2 separate regions of the Mus musculus genome follow, and region 2 is linked to region 1. Evidence: chromatin contacts called from ENCODE POLR2A ChIA-PET data. All regions are on one chromosome and are shown on one strand. The core of a region is the stretch at or near the end of the contact, and the rest is flanking DNA. Distances in the headings are between cores, read along the strand shown. Region 1 holds the start of Tchh (trichohyalin). Region 2 holds the start of S100a10 (S100 calcium binding protein A10 (calpactin)).

Region 1 (5,101 bases), core at 2,398-4,897:
TTGTAATCACTTTAGGCAGGAATGCAAATGAAAGACATTACTGAACTTAGGATTTAACTTTTTTCAAGATGAAAAACCTAGACTGAAAATTTCTAACAGAACATGGATGGATTAAAAACAAGCAGACTTGTTTTTAAACAGAAAGGTCAGAAGTTGGAGACCATTTTGGGCTATCTAGCAAAATCCTGCCAGACACACTGACACACACAAACACACACACACACACACACACACACCACGGGGGGGGGGGGAGGGAGAGAGAGAGAGAGAGAGAGAGAGAGAGAGAGAGAGCAGATAACTAAGAGATATAATGTGGTTATAGAGAATCCCTTGAAGGATATCTAGGCAAAATAACAGAAACCTCAGGAAAAGACAAAAGAGCTTTTGATGACCTGTAGTTGGTTATGTGTATCCATTGCTGAAGTTGGTCCAAAGACTAAGAAACCTGTATTAAAACATTAGTTAGGACTGAGTCAGAGAAGCCTTACTCTTTAAGGGTTTGCCATATTAAACCAATTCACTGGCCCCAATAGATAATGATAGTTCTGACAAAACTTGGAAATCACAGACCTTGGTATTGAAGGCCTCGAAGAGGCAGAAATGAACTAAATTTACAATAGTCTTTTCATCTCTTATCACCTCAACTTTCTAATTAATCCATGTCAGGGATGCCAGGAAGCAGAGTAAGAAATGGACATCAAGAAGGATTCTAAATTCTTCTCAGAATTCCAAAAACAAAACAAAACAAAACACCCTTGCCTTTGGTGAAGACAGAATTTCAGAGAAGCTGCTGAATCATTTAATAGTCTCCATAAACCTAGTATGAACCAAAGTATCATGTAGTATGAAATGGAAGGGTGGGAGTCACTGACAGCCAGGGGTGAATCCATTTTCCTTACAATAAAATAGCACTGCGATTCACAAATGATCATCAGGGTTGAGAAAGCCCTGACAGCTCTAATGGGCTAGAATGACCTTAATGTGCTTCCAGAAGAAACCAACTCAAGTGTTTAGATGTCATAACCATTAGTAACTTAGGCTGAATGACATGATTATATCTACAATGATGCATTACACTAGCTCTTTTTCTCCAGGGGCTTCAATATACTAGCAAGAAAAACAAATGAGCAAATTTCATTTAGATTTAATATCACTAAGAATAAAATTTCACAACATGCTTTCTCATGAGCAGTTTGATAAACACATATTCAAGATATTCTCCAAAATTAGTTACTTAAGAAGCAACCCCTAACCTGTAGGGAAAATCAGAGGGATAGAATGTAAAATAAATTTCCATCTGAATTTTTTAAGAAAAGATATTTGCTCACCCTCCTCTTTATCTTCACGGTCTACCAGGCAGAGCTTATGGTCACCTCTTCATGGTGTGCTACATACCATACCATAGAGAAGTTAGTTGGTTCTCATTGGTTTATGTTAAGAAAAGAAAAGAAAAGAAAAGAAAAGAAAAGAGAAGAAAAGAGAAGAAAAGGAAGAATCCTGTTTGCTGTCAACCTAGAATCTGTATCTTCCATAAAAACAAATGTTTTAAGGAGTGAGAAATATGGCCAAGGAGTCAAAGGCACTTACTGCTCTTGTAAAGGACCTGAATTTGGTTTCTAGTATCCTTGTCGGGTGGCCAGTCCCAGGGGAATCTGACATCTCTGGCATCCATAGGCACCTATACTTATATGTGCACATGCATACACACACACACTTAAAAATAAATCTTTAAAAAATGACTAGAATTTTTTTGAAGCCATAATAAATCAAGTTTTAGAACACTCATCACCTTTGTTTTTATGTTTTTATTTTAACAATGAAAGAAAATTAGAAAATCTGGAGAATATTCTCCTTTATGTATTAGGTGGGGCCAGTACCCAGTCAGGAGACAAGTCCTGTGAACCCTGTGCCAAATAGCTACGTGAGCAAATAGTGAGATAAACAAGCCATTCCTGGAGACAGAGGTGGAGCTGGGATTTCAATGAATCAGGTCATCCCACAGAGTGGGTGTCTCCTTCCTAAGTTGCTCCCCGGGGCACAATTTAAACCCCTATAAAAGGCCAGGCTCCCAGTTACCTAGCACACTTGCCAGCAGTGTCAGTGAGCACTTGACTTCTTCTTCTGGTGAAGTGGGTAAGTTCCATTCTATGGGATGATATTCTATGATAATTCATTTTCTAGCCATGGTACATGTTGGGAGAATAGAGGTAGGTCCTACCTTCCAGAAGGGACTTCCACCTTCCAGTATCGGGTAAATCTCACTTCATCTGTCTCTTGGTTTTCTTCTTTTTTGGAAAGGTCTTGTTTAGCCCTGTCTGGCCTAAACCTTACTGTGTAGACCCAGCTGTTCTCAAACTCACAGGAATCCACCTGCCTCTGCTTCTGGGAAGCTAGGATTAAAGGAATGAACCAGCATGCTTAGCTTACTCCATCTCCTCATGGTCAGAGCCATTAGTTGAACCAAGAGCAGCAATTCTTCCAAGGCTCTGAACTCAATACTTACGTGCATCAAGAAATGTCATGTGTGCCTCTTATGAGACTCATTTTTCTGAAAAACTATGATCTCAAAGGTGTGCAAACTCTTTTGATCTCTTTTTTATGCATTCTTACACAGTTCACATCTGAATTGGCAAAAGAGGTATTGAAGTTGAAATGATATAAAGTACTCACCTAAATGCGGTACTATGCAGGCAGCCAGCAAAGCCATCCAAATATTCTTTTAACATGAGCCAGTTGTCATTGTCCTTGCTGTGCATTTTGCTTTGTTCTGACATTATGGGAATTCAACATACAATTTTGAACATACTAGCAGTCATTCTACCACTGAACTACATTCCCAGAGTCCCTCCTATTTTTATAATCCAACATTCAAACTATTTACTTGAGTTTAACAAAGCCAGCCCTAAGAATAATATCATCCAAAGTTCTTCAGGTTTGTTTGGCCCACTGACTGGTTAACCAAACAGAAAGGATCTTTCAAATAATTTTCATTAATAGAAGATTGGGTAGCCATACTATGTCTGAGTTAAGATAGATAGCATGCATTGTTTTTCTGCCTTGTTCTATCTAGATGTTACAATGTTTCACTTGGATGACATGAATTAGTGTCTTATAGGCTATATATTTAAGAAATAATTCACATTTTCTTTCCACCGTTCTGTTTGTTGCAATGTTTTTGAAAACACAATTAGCATACATGGTTACATATTTATTTCTGAAGATGCTCAAGTCTCTCTTCACATCATTGCTTTTACCTATCCTTTGTGCTCAACTTTAAGTGTTGCTATGAATAGCAATATGTAGAATTTAAATTCTTTCCCTCATCACTCCATTCTCTGCTCTGAAATATGCTGAAATGAAAACAGGGGGAGGGAGGTTATGGATAGTCTACACTGATGGACAATGAAAAGTTGACTGTAATATAGTATGAAGGTGATTTCTTGGTTTAGAATTTTTCAATATTTCTCTTCCTCTTCCTGAATATAGTATTCAAAGATAAAATGCTTTGAAAATGCAAGTTAAAATAACTATGATAGATCCAAAGATCTGTTTAAATCAGTGTGAATGAAGTTTTCCCAAAGTCAGAAGCAGAGATTTGATTTTTAATCCTATTTTATTGTTCAGGTTTACTTGAATTTTAAGAAAAAATGTCTCCACTTATAAGAAGCATTGTCGATATCACTGAAGTTTTCAATCAATATGCATCACAAAGTTGTGATGGAGCATCACTTAGCAAGAAAGACCTGAAAAACCTCCTTGAGAGAGAACTTGGAGATGTCCTTCAGGTAAGACCTCACATACACAAAAAGAAATCTATAGGTGTGGGGGCTATCAAATTTTCTCCCAAGAAAGACCAGAGCAATGAATATTGATCAATATTGTTTTAAAACATGACAGGGCTACATTCATTTTTGAGCCCGAGTTATTTAAATCTGTATTGTAATATGAGTATTAAAGAAGTTAATAGCATATATTTAATGGTCTTGATGGCATTGTTAGTAGGAATGAAGTGTAAGTTAATAGGGCATTACCACTGATGATGCCTGATCAAGTTAGTTGGACCTGAAAAGACTCCCCGCACCATCTTCCAACTTTCAGCAACAGAAATTTGCCTGTTTCGCAATTAAAATGGCATTGCTGTAAATATCTCAGTTCTTCTTCAAACATGGAATAAGACTTAAATCAGGAGCACTGGCTATTTCAAGCAGAAATATCTGTTGAAAATCTTCTTAAATTCCATTGTACTGATCACAAGGATGAAACCATTCTTATTCATTCATCTAGAAAGAATTTGTTGTTTTGATCAGCACACAATTAACAAAAATTTCCAACAATAGTATGTTTTGAAATGAGTTGTTTCCATAGCTGGGGAAACAGGACAACATATTTTCTTTGCTTTTTAAAAAGATTTATTTATTTATTTTATATGTGAGTACACTGTCGATCCCTTTAGACACACCAGAAGAGAGCATCAGATCCCATTACAGATGGGGTTGTGAGCCACCATGTGGTTGCTGGGAATTGAACTCAGGACTTATGGAAGAGCAGTCAAGTGCTCTTAGCGGCTAAACCATCTCTCCAGCTCCTCTGTGCATTTTCTAATCGCTCCAAATAGTCCCCTCCCCAAAACAAACGTGAGTGCAAAAGTTTACTACTTGTAAATAATTAATTATAAAACTTTTTTGTTTGTTTGTTTTAATCTTTTCATAGAGACCACATGACCCTGAGACGATAGACCTGACCCTAGAACTTCTGGATCGCGACTGCAACGGGCGTGTTGATTTCAACGAATTCCTCCTGTTCCTTTTCAAGATTGCTCAAGCTTGCTATTATGCTCTCGATCAGGCCGCAGAGCTAGGCGAGAAGAGAGCCCTGCCCAATGAAAAGAGGAACCTGTCACAAGATCGCAGGCAAGAAGACCAAAGGAGATTCGAGCCCCGAAGCAGACAACTGGACGAAGAACCTGGGCGCCGAAGCTGGCAGAAGAGACGTGAGCAGGAGGAGCGCGCTGAGGAGCAGCGGCTGGAGCAGCGCTACAGGCAGCACCGCGATGAAGAGCAGAGACTGCAAAGGCGAGAACTGCAAGAACTGGAGGAACGCC
Region 2 (5,249 bases), core at 1,055-3,554, 110 kb after region 1:
CAATTTTTTTGCCTCCCAAGTGCAAGAATTAAAAACATGCCTCACCACACCCATCTTTAGCAGTGGAGCTGAAGTTTCATGGACCTTCAGTTCACAGAGCAGCTAAGGAGCTTCATGGGGAGTTAGTGAGAGAGCACTTGCTATAGTGTCTATCCTGCTGGCTCTGTTCATCATGTGCCCTCAGCATCTTTGTGGGGCGGCACCCACTAGGACTCCAGAATCCTACAGCCTTGCTAGCAGATTGAAAAAAAAAATCACTAAAGGAACGAAAAGGGGGGAAACGAGTGAGTGATCATGGTGATCTTGATAAACAGCGACACAGAAAAAGCAAAAGTGGGCCAGAGATAGAACTCAGTAGTAGAGGACTTACCTAGCATGTGAGAAGACCTGGGCTCAATCCCGATTAAGCCTGGCACCTCAAAAATATTGAGGGGTGGGGAGAGAATGAATACTAAGGAACAAAAGAGGATACTGTCAATCTAAAAAAAAATCAATATAAAAAAATCAATATAACCATATGTATAGGACTAGAACAAAATACATGAAAATAGTTATTATTTGGTCCATACATTTATAAATAATTATTGTTTTAGCTGCTGTTTTCCAAACCCTCCACAAAGGGAATGTGGTATTTGGGTCAATGGGGTTTCTGAGGGTAAAGGTGCTCTTGTGTAAGCCTGATGACCTGAGTTCTAGCTCCAAATTCCACACCAATGAACTGACTCCTGAAAACTGTTCTCACAGTGCCACGTATGTGCTCTGGCACACATGTACATGGAGGCACATGCACAGACACACAATAACTTTTTAAAAAGCACTCCGACACCTCTATACCTCTATACCTGCCCAAAAGGTTATAATAGATTTTCAGATTAAAGAATCACAATGATTAATTGTTGAGTTCTTATCAAATGTTGCTTCCTCTGTGAATCAGACTGTTGCCCCACTATGGGGCCTTAGAAGCCCCTGTCCAACATTCTTGTACTGCTCATCAACCATAGGGAATTGTTTACAATATCTTCAGAAACCTCGGCGCTCTTTGAAAGAAGAAACTGATTCCCCATCTCTGAATCAACAGGCTCTAGCACAAACTAAACATTCTAAGGCTCATGCCCCAGAAAACCAGTGAGTAGGAGTATTCTAAATTCGATCACATTTTCCCTGAGATTTCCTCCACAGCTGCGACGACCTGGGGAGGCCTGTGGGAAGATTTGGAAGGAAAAACTGCTTTTGAAGAGCCAGAACTGAGGTTTCAGAGACCCTGGAGAAAACAGAGCTGATCCAAGTTGGATTTTCCTGACCTCTGCCGAGACTGTCACGTGGTGGCGCATAGAGAATTCCCTAATTCTGTTTATCCCTTTGGAATCTCTCATCCTTTCTAGGACTTCCCCTGGGAACAGGGGAAACCCCAGTGCTAGGGACTGGGCTGTGTCACCAATAACTGCATTTAATCCCAAACCACAAATAATGTTAAGTATCAGGGAAGGGTGTGGTTGTCAGTTAGGATACACTTCAGTCGTCTCTAAATATCTTCCAGAAGTTTCTTCCAAAGAGCTTTTTAGAGCCAAGTAGAGTCAAGAAGGGGGCTCCGAAACAGATCTTAGTAATATTGGCCACAGCTGAAACTATCGACCAAGCAAAATCACAAACTGTACCAGGAAAGGTGAACCCTGTAACAAAGAAGCTCCTGAAGCTGACAAGCACTAGGACACGCCCTGATCCTCACCACTCAGTGGTGGCAAGGCTAGGCTGAAGCCCAGGGGCCTTGCTTCTGCACTCAACACAGGCGACCCCAAGACCAGGTCCTAGAGCAAGCTAGGTGTAGAAGCGTTCCTCCTGCTTATCTAGGAAATTATTCCTAACCCTGCAGGTTCTCGCAGAGGCTCTTGGCTCTGGTTCTGGCCATTGTGCCTCCCGAGACGGCTGGATTCTTATTTCTACACTCACCCACTTTCTAAAATCAAACCTGAGAGGAAGGGCACGGCCCTGGATGAGAATGCCCTGAAATACTAAGAGCATTCTTCCGCAGGGACGTTTACAATAGGGCTGTCCCTGGGGACGGGCAAAGTTAGTCTGTTGGCAGAGTGGGAAGGGTGTGTGTGTGCGTGTGTGTTGCCTTGTGTTTTGGAGAGAGAAGGAGAGAGAGAGAGAGAGAGAGAGAGAGAGAGAGAGAGAGAGAGAGAGAGAGAGAGAGAGAGAGAGAGCGCTGGTGGGGCGGGGTGGGGGGCAGGAAGGGAGGGATGGGTGGGGAGGGCAGATGCCTGCCCTCCAGGCTCCTCCCGCTCCGGGGCGCCTCCGCCCTCTGTACCCGCCTCGCGTACAAAGACGCGCGGTCTTCGGCACTAGCCTCATCGTGGTGTGCCCAGCTCTTCCAAGGACTGCTGCGCTTCGGGGCCCAGGTGAGTCCCGCACCTAATATCTGCCCTCTGGGAACCCCACACCCGCTTGCTTCGGCCTCCAGCCAGGCTTCGCGAGGAGCCGCGCCCCGCGAGCCTGGGTGGGGCCACCCCTCCAGCTCGCACACTGCTTCGGATGCCCCCAGACTCGCTGGGGCGGAGGCCAGTCTTGTCTGGAGCTACCCCATCCTGGCGTTGGAGCCGCTGTTCTGTTCTCCTTTTCGGCATGTGGTTCTTCATTCTCATCTTTTCTACTTTGCAACTAGTCTTAGAGTTAACTGGAGTTTAGCAGAACCTGCTTGCGCTCTGTCCTAGTTGGCAGTTCCATGAAGCTTCAGGCTACAGGCAGAGCTCAGGCTGTTTGAGCCGCTTTGGCCAGGGAGGACTGGAGGCTTGGCAGCTGGAGGATTCCCTTTCTGAAGGACCCTGCTCTGCTTGTTGCCTTAGCCTCAGTGCAAATTCCAGGTTGCTTCGGAAGGATCTTTAAAGTAGGACTTTCTGTCTCTCTACCAAGTGTTCCTCTAGCTACTCGGATTAAATAAAGGGAACCAGAGAGAGATGGAACGAGAGAGCAGGCTTGGTGAAGAATCTTCAGTCTGGGATTAATTTTCATGTGGTGCAGTGAGAGGGACGTACCTGCTTCACGGCCTGAGCTTGGCAACAGGAATGACTGACCTCTTTCCTAGCCCTGCCTGGGAGGACTCTGGAGAAATTGCTGAGTGGGTGGCAAGCAAAACAGAAATGTGACAGACCAGCAGAGCCCGGATCCACATTCTGAAATCCACAGGACCCACCTCCCTCATTTTCCTACCCCCACCCCCCACCCCAGGAAAGCCAGACACATTCTGCAGGGTGGGGCTAGCACAAAGGGTTCCTGGATTCTCCTAGTGATCTGTGGCCTGTGACTCAGCTGTGAGACCTTGGGTGTGGCCTAGCTGGTTGCTGATTCTCTGTGGATGGTTTGAACAGATCGCTCCCTGAAGGAAAAGAGGAACTGTGCCATCTTCCAGGGCATTTTCCAAGAGGAAATGAGTCACAACTAACTGGCCACCAACCTGCAGGAGGGGTTTCTTGTCTGAGCTGCCTGGAAGGGCAGTAATTAGACTGGCAGAACCATTCCAAGTCTGTCTCTCTCCCCCCCGCCCCCCCCATTCCCCAAGCTTCAGTTTCAGCTTCCAGGAGTGGATTTTTGCATGTTATACTTCAAATTAGGTAGAAACTCTCTGTCAGAGAGCTTGCCTTCGGTGTGTTTCAGCAAATTGCAAACGATAATGCCCGACGTTGGAGCAGGAAGGAGGAGTTCATATAACTCCCTGAAATTTCATTTACCTTAGTCCTCCTCCCATTGCCTATGCACTGTCACTGACAGTCTAAGAGTAGTGTTGTTTGTTTGTTTGTTTGTTTGTTTGTTTGTTTTTGGTCTGCTTGGCATAGAGCAGTTATTTGGGTTCCCCTAATTTCTGAGTGATGCTGTTCCCTGGCTTTTCCTAAATACAACATCAAATGGGCCGTTGTCCTCTTATGCCTGGCCTCTGGCCAGCCTCTGAGCAGTCACCCCAATGTGGTCAGGCCCTGGGCTGGGTGGGGCTGAGGCTGGATACCTCCCTGCTTTCTACTGACAGGAGAGAGAGAGAGAGAGAGAGAGAGAGAGAGAGAGAGAGAGAGTGTGTCATGGAGTCATGTCTCCCCACCTCCCAGCAAATACATAAGTATTTGATATGCCTTGGACACATTCCATTCATTTAAGCCTAGCTAAGAGAACAATAGGATTCTTTCAGAATTATGAAATAAATTAATGCTCACAGTGCTGGGGAAAGATGGGCTCTCAGGATTCACAACTTAGGAATCACACCTCAAAAGCAAAGGGAGTAACAGGCTTGGCAGTGTGAGGGTCTAGCTCTTCAGGACCACCACCCCTGGAGGGAGGCAGGGAGGGACTGATTGACTTTTAAAGACAACTTTCAACCCTTCAACTAAATAATTCTCACTTGTCCATGTAGCTGATGTTGTTGGTTGGGTTGCTGACTCATGACAACCCCTCATGGAAAAATGGATGCTCTTGGTTGAGCTAGAGTTCTTTCTTCCTATTGAATTGCATCTGGAGCTTCCTTTAGCAGACCATGTCTGTAGTATGCAAGTTTTAGTTGGTGAGAAAGTCTGAGCTAAAATCCATTGTTTTCATTTCATTCCTACCCCAAATATACTGTAAGGGTCAGATTCAAAAATGTCCTCTGGATTCAATTAAAAAAAAAAAAAAAGGATTGGTCTTCAAATTCTCCTAAACAAAAGAACAGAAACTCTACAAACGTTTTAAAATAATGGATGTTTGTGTTCACTGACACCCTAATTAATTCTGGGTGGCTTCAAGAAAATTAAGATATGGAAAAAATACAGATGAACAAAGTAAATCAGGCCTCCAGCTTCTGAGATTTGTAGCCTAGACCTGGGCATAGGTCCAGAACAGACATTTGGGATTGCTTAGGAAGAGGGATTCCCACCCTACGCCCCTCTCTTAAAGACCGACAGAAAATAAGAACATTGTTGGAATTGAACACCATAGGAAATGTGTGCAAAGTAGGTGTTTGCTGTAAAGGAAACAAAAACAGGAATTGTTTCCTTCAGAGGAAGAGACAGTTAAGACAGGTTGCTCAGGCTAACGTGAAGGGTGTAGGCGGACATCAGAATAAAAACGGTTCAGTAAAAGGTGAGTGGGTAAGGCCTGGGTCTTTCCTGCAGAGCTGGCCAAGCAGTGGCTGGTGTGATGAATGAAACCAAGAGAAACTGCAGAAGTGAGAAGCCTGTGGATCTGACCAGACCTGCTTAACAGGACACTTAGTTTATCCCTTTGTTTCT

What was found. ChIA-PET counts read pairs that join two places held with the same protein, here RNA polymerase II (POLR2A).
Region 2: POLR2A ChIA-PET joins it to region 1 with 13 read pairs in Patski. The contact joins the promoter of S100a10 here to the promoter of Tchh in region 1. POLR2A ChIA-PET finds 5 or more read pairs at or near these places in 3 of 5 experiments (Patski and embryonic stem cell).

What each region holds. Positions count from the first base shown.
Region 1 is chr3:93,438,683-93,443,783 of GRCm38, forward strand. Tchh (trichohyalin) reads left to right here and starts at 3,648. Exons shown (of 2, transcript NM_001163098.1): 1 at 3,648-3,785; 2 at 4,711-5,101. The coding sequence starts at 3,648.
Region 2 is chr3:93,552,813-93,558,061 of GRCm38, forward strand. It overlaps S100a10 (S100 calcium binding protein A10 (calpactin)), which reads left to right and starts at 2,305. Exons shown (of 3, transcript NM_009112.2): 1 at 2,305-2,399.